Linked DNA regions of Homo sapiens: region 1 is linked to region 2. A link is an interaction called in ENCODE POLR2A ChIA-PET data of the cell type or tissue named here. Cell type or tissue: endothelial cell of umbilical vein. All regions are shown on one strand. Each heading gives the region's core, and the rest is flanking DNA. Links, peaks and the distances in the headings are about the cores only. Region 1 has its middle 12 kb from the start of CD2BP2. Region 2 has its middle 5.0 kb from the start of CORO1A.

Evidence for each region. ChIA-PET counts read pairs that join two places held together with the same protein. Peaks named below come from ENCODE experiments on the same cell type or tissue, not always from the same donor. Only the 100,000 strongest peaks of a DNase experiment are listed, where the experiment ranks them.
Region 1: POLR2A ChIA-PET joins it to region 2 with 6 read pairs; 7 of 35 experiments call an interaction of 5 or more read pairs at or near these places.

Annotation. Positions count from the first base shown.
Region 1 is chr16:30,341,396-30,344,299 of GRCh38, reverse strand. It overlaps the pseudogene LOC100421031. Among named protein-coding and RNA genes, the nearest start is that of CD2BP2, 12 kb to the left of the region's middle. RefSeq lists an enhancer at 1,137-1,638. In endothelial cell of umbilical vein, for the core only: no CTCF peak of the experiment used is centred there; no DNase peak of the experiment used is centred there.
Region 2 is chr16:30,177,172-30,180,075 of GRCh38, reverse strand. No RefSeq gene overlaps it. Among named protein-coding and RNA genes, the nearest start is that of CORO1A, 5.0 kb to the left of the region's middle. In endothelial cell of umbilical vein, for the core only: no CTCF peak of the experiment used is centred there; a DNase peak (open chromatin) is centred at 1,425.

The sequences.
Region 1 (2,904 bases), core at 304-2,803, 160 kb before region 2:
GCTAATTTTTGTATTTTTAGTAGAGATGGGGTTTCATCATGTTGGTCAGGCTGGTCTGAAACTCCTGACCTCGTGATCTGCCCGCCTTGGCCTCCCAAAGTGCTGGGATTACAGGTGTGAGCCACCGCACCCAGCCTTATTAATTATATTTAAGGCTATTCAAGTTTTCTTTTCTTTTCTCTTTTTTTTTTTTTTTTTTGAGACAGAATTTCACTCTGTTGCCCAGGCTGGAGTGCACCGGTGTGAACTTGGCTCACTGCAGCCTCCACACCCAGTAGCTGGGACTACAGGCGCACATCACCACACCCAGCTAATTTTTATAATTTTACTAGAGACGGGGTCTTGTCCTGTTTTCCAGGTTGGTCTTGCACTACTGCTGGCCTCATGTGATCCACCTGCCTCGGCCTCCTGGGATTAGCACTTTGGGAGGCCGAGGTGGATGGTTCACCTGAGGTCAGGAGTTCAAGACCAGCCTGTCCAACATGGTGAAACCCTGTCTCTACTAAAAATACAAAAAATTAGCCAGGCGCGGCGGTGGGCGCCTGCAATCCCCACTACTTGGGAGGCTGAGGCAAGAAAATCGCTTGAACCTGGGAGGCAGAGGCTGCAGTGAGCCGAGATTGCACAATTGTACTTCAGCCTGGGTAACAAGAGCGAAACTCCATCTCAAACAAAACAAAACAAAAAGAGAGAGAGAAAAAAAAAAAAACCACAAAGTGCCGGGATTACAGGTGTGAGCCCCTGTGCCCGGCCTATTCAAGTTTTCTATTTCTTCTTTTTTTTTTTTTTTTTTTTGAGACGGAGTCTCGCTCTGTCTCCCAGGCTGAAGTGCAGTGGCGCGCCAGCAGCACAAGGAAAGCAGCACCTTCCAGCTCTCCTCCGCCTTCTCCGCGAAGCCCCTGACCCTGCTCCCAGAACAGGGAGCGGAGAGGAGAAAGTCCTCGAGCCCCAGCTGGCACTCACCTGATGCCTTGGTGGCATCGTCAAATTCCACCTGGAAGAGGTAGCCAGTGTTCCAGATGTACAGGCAGGATGCCACGTCATAGGAGACCCTGAGTGGCTTCAGCCAGGGGTCATAGACGCTGTCCCTCCACTGGATGTTGATAGGAGACTGCCGGGTGCCCCCTGGCACGGAGACCGGGCCCGTCCAGAGTGGGTGCACTGCAGGGAGAGAGAAGGAGACCCCGAGTGAGGCATGAGCTTCATCCTGTGTCTTGGACGGATAGGGCAGAAACCTGGCCGCACGAGACCCCACAGGTACTGGCTCATGGGAAACAGACCCACGGGAAACGGGTGCGTGGGGGCCCCTGCGCAGCTGGACGCGCGTCCACAGGGTACTCGCCTGCTCCTCTCCTTTCCGCACCACTCGGGGACTTTCTTTCCCACCCAGAAGCAACTCCCTCTCGGCCCGTGCCGCCTGTGTTGATGGGTTTTTGACTTTTGTGTTGCCCTTGTCACAGAGTGGTCACAGGAAGTCTGGAGAGACCTTGGGGAGGGCAGGTGGGCGGAGGAGGGCCCTGTGGGGAAGGCAGGCTGAGTGCAGTGGGGCTCTTGTCTCTCGGGAAGGGCTTGAAACCTCCCTTCCCACTCACAGGTATCCCACCTAGTGGGTCCTGTGGAAACTGGAGCTGCTTTGGAAGTCTCACTCTCCAAGCCCTCTGGCAAGGAGGAAATGAGACCCCAGTGTGGAGAAAATTAAGCAGAGTGGCAGCCCCTTTACCCACTTCCTCGAGGCTCATTTCAAACTGCTTTGATTGTCATTTTTAAAGTTAAGAGCCATTAATCAAAAACAGTTCAGAGGTCAGAAACAGTGGCTCACGCCTGTAATCCCAGCACTTTCGGAAGCAAGGTGGGCAGATCGCCTGAGGTCAGGAGTTTGAGACCAGCCTGACCAACATGGCAAAACCCCATCTTTACTGAAAATGTAAAAATCAGCTGGGTGTGGTGGCGGGCGCCTGTAATCCCAGCTATTCGGGAGGCTGAGGCAGGAGAATGGCTTGAACCCAGGAGGCAGAGGTGATAGTGAGCCAAGATCGCGCCACTGTACTCCAGCCTGGGTGACAGAGACTCTGCCTCAAAAAAAAAAAAAAAAAAAAAAATGCAGAAAAACTTATGAGTGAAGAAGCAGCTGTCCCATGATTGCACCCCCTGGTGTGTGTCTGCCCAACTGTTCTCTGTGCAATAACCTCATGCGAAGAGAAAGCTGGATCTTTTATTTTTATTTTTCCTTAAGAGACAGGATCCTTGGGATATCCTGCTCTCGAAACCTTAGAGCAGCTTCCAAATACAGAGTCCCCTTGCTTGGGGATATCACCCCAGAGGCCTGGCGTGCCCTGTGGCTCCTGTCCTCACCTTAACAGGCCTGAGCTAAACCAGTTCTTAAAAGGGATTAAATGGAATAGTGCTTTTTTGAGATCAGGTCTCACTGTGCCACCCAGGCTGGAGTGCAGTGGTGCCAATCACTGCAGCCTTGAACCCCTAGGCTGAAGCAATCCTCCCACCTCAGCCTCCTGAGCAGCTGGACTACAGATAAACACCACCGTGCCTGGCTAACTTTTTCATTTTTTGTAGAGACGAGGTCTCACTATGTTGCCCAGGCTGGTCTCAAACTCCTGGCCTCAAGCGATTCTCCTGCCTGTCCCAAAGTGAGGCAGGCGTCTCCCAAAGTGTGAGATTAGAGGTGTGTACCACCAAACCCGGCCAGGATTTTTTATTTTAATGAACAAGGATTTTACTGTGTATATTATCCTGTAAGTTGCCTTTTTTCATTTAACATTGTGAACTCATTTTGTCAAAAATATATATATATACACAATTCTTTTTAATGGTGGTACATTTCCATTGTACAGTTATGACACAATTTTTAAAATCCATTATTTGGTGATGATATTTAGGTTATTTCCA
Region 2 (2,904 bases), core at 270-2,769:
TTTTCTTTTGGGGAACCAACCTCTCCTCACAGGCACTCCATGAGGTTCAGGAGGGGACCTGGCGTATTCACATGGCCTGTGCTTCCCAACCAAAGCAACCTGTTTTCATTGGCTCAGGGATGGGCACTTGATTCATCTTGTGCCCAAGACTCACCTTGGAGCTGCTGTGAAAAAGATGCCCTCTCTCCACTGGGAGTTAGGAAGCTGATAGGATGTAAGCCCAGCACTGCTGGTGATATCTTGTTGGTATGCAGGAAAAGCTGGTCAGAGCAAGGTGCAGTGGCTCACGCCTGTAATCCCAGCACTTTGGGAGGCCGAGGCAGGCAGATCACCTGAGGCCAGGAGTTTGAGACCAGCCTGGCCAACATGGCAAAACCTGTCTCCACTAAAAATATAAAAAGTAGCCAGGCATGGTGGTGTGCACCTGTAGTCTCAGTTGCTTGGGAAGCTGAGGCAGGAGAATAGTTTGAACTGAGGAGGTGGGAGTTTTGGTAACCCGAGATCACGCCAGCCTGGACGACAGAGCAAGACTCTGTCTCAAAAAAAAAAAAACAAAAAACAAAAACAAAAAAAACAGCAAAAAGCTGGCTAGGATGGGTCTACACAGAGGCCTGAAGAGGCCAGATATGAAGAGACATATTCTTGAGATCATTTGAGTGTCTGGATCAAGCTGTGCCTGAAACCCTTAACTTTCCTGTTGTATAAGGCAATGCACTTCTTTTTCACGTAAGCCAAGAAGTATGAGTTGGATTCCTGGCACTTGCAGCTGAAAAAGTTCTGATTACACCTACCCTGGAGGGAGACAGGACCAGAGGCCCTTCCAAGGAGCCAGATACCTACAGTAGAGGTAGACTGAAGTGTTGGAATCAAATCATTACTCCTCTTTTTATTTTTATTATTTATTTATTTTTTTTTTTTTTGAGACAGAGTCTCACTGTCACCCAGGCTTGAGTACAGTGGTACAATCTCTGCTCACTGTGACCTGCGCCTCCTAGGTTCAAGCGATTCTCCTGACTCAGCCTCCCGAGTAGCTGGGATTACGGTGCATGCCACCTTGCCTGGCAAATTTTTGTATTTTTAGTAGAGAGGGGGTTTCACCATGTTGGCCAGGCTGGTCTTGAACTTCTGACCTCAGGTGATCTACCCACCTGGGCCTCCCAAAGTGCTGGGATTACAAGCGTGAACCACCATGCCCGGCCAAAGTCCAATGTCTTTAGCAAGGTTCACAGAGCTTCCCTAGTCTGTCTTGCCCAAAGGAGGCTGTGGAGCATGGTGGGGTCAGGCACCCCTGATAACCTTGGTTTCAGCATCTCCTTACTGTCCCTGGCCAGGTGCGTTTTCCTCATCTAGGACAGGTGCACAGTGGCCCTCACTTTATAGAGGATGAGGACTAATGGAAACTAGCTATAAATGCTGGGCACAGTGCCAGGAACCAGGCTGGAGTGTGCTGGCAACTTTCCCTACCCCCTCCGCCTTCTCCATGGAGAAAGTGTGGCCCTAGAATGACACACGTAACATGCTGTCTTTGGGAAGTCACTTCCACTTGGAGTTTCTGCCCTTAGCATGGTAGCATGCTTTGTAAACATGTGAAAGGGACCCTTTTCTTATTTTTCTTATTTTTTATTTTTTATTTTTTTTGAGACAGAGTCTTACACTGTCGCCCAGGCTGGAGTGCAGTAACCCGACCTTGGCTCACTGCAACCTCCACCTCCCAGGTTCAAGCGATTCTCCTGCCTCAGGCTCCCAAGTAGCAGGGATTACAGGTGCCCGCCACCACGCCCGGCTAATTTTTTGAATTTTTTTTTTTTTTTTTTTTTTTTTTTTTTTGAGACAGCGTCTGGCTCTGTCGCCCAGGCTGGAGTGCAGTGGCGCGATCTCGGCTCACTGCAAGCTCCGCCTCCTGGGTTCACGCCATTCTCCTGCCTCAGCCTCTCAAGTAGCTGGGACTACAGGAGCCTGCCACCGCTCCCGGCTAATTTTTTGTATTTTTAGTAGAGACGGGGTTTCACTGTGTTAGCCAAGATGGTCTCGATCTCCTGACCTCATGATCCACCCGCCTCGGCCTCCCAAAGTGCTGGGATTACAGGCGTGAGCCACCACGCCCGGCCAAATTTTTTGAATTTTTAGTAGACATGGGATTTCACCATGTTGTCCAGGCTGGTCTCAAACTCCTGACCTCAGGCGATCTGCTCATCTTGGCCTACCAAAGTGCTGAAATTACAGGCGTGAGCCACCGTGCCCAGCTCTTTTTCTTATTTTTTATTTAATTTAATTAATTTATTTTTGAGACAGCGTCTCACTCTGTCGCCCAGGCTGGCGTGCAGTGGCACAATCACAGCTCACTGCAGCCTCCACCTCCCAGGCTCAAGTGAGCGATCCTCCCACCTCAGCCTCTCGAGTCACTGGGACTACAGGCAAGTGCCATAATACCCAGCTAATTTTTAAATTTTTTGTGGAGATGGGGGTTTTGCATTATTGCCCAGGTTGGTCTTGAACTCCTGAATGCAAGCAATTCTCCCGCTTCAGCTTTTCCCAAAGTGCTGGGATTATAGGCCTGAGCCACCTCACCCAGCCCTCTTTTAATTTTTTTAGAGACATGGTCTCACTGTGTTGCTTATTTTCTATCCTCTTCCTCACCCATCTGTCCATCCATCCACCCACCTACTTGTGTCCCAGGCAGGGTGCTTTGTGCTGGGGATTCAGAGGCTAATTAGCACACTCCTGCCATTAGAGAACAGCTGATTAAGAGAGGAGTGATGAGCGCTGGAGACCCAGGCCAGGCCAACAGTGCCCTGCGAACTAATTCCAGGCCTTTTTTTTTTTTTTTTTTTTTGAGACAGAGTTTTGCTCTTGTTGCTCAGGCTGGAGTGCAATGGCGCAATCACGGCTCACTGCAACTTCCAC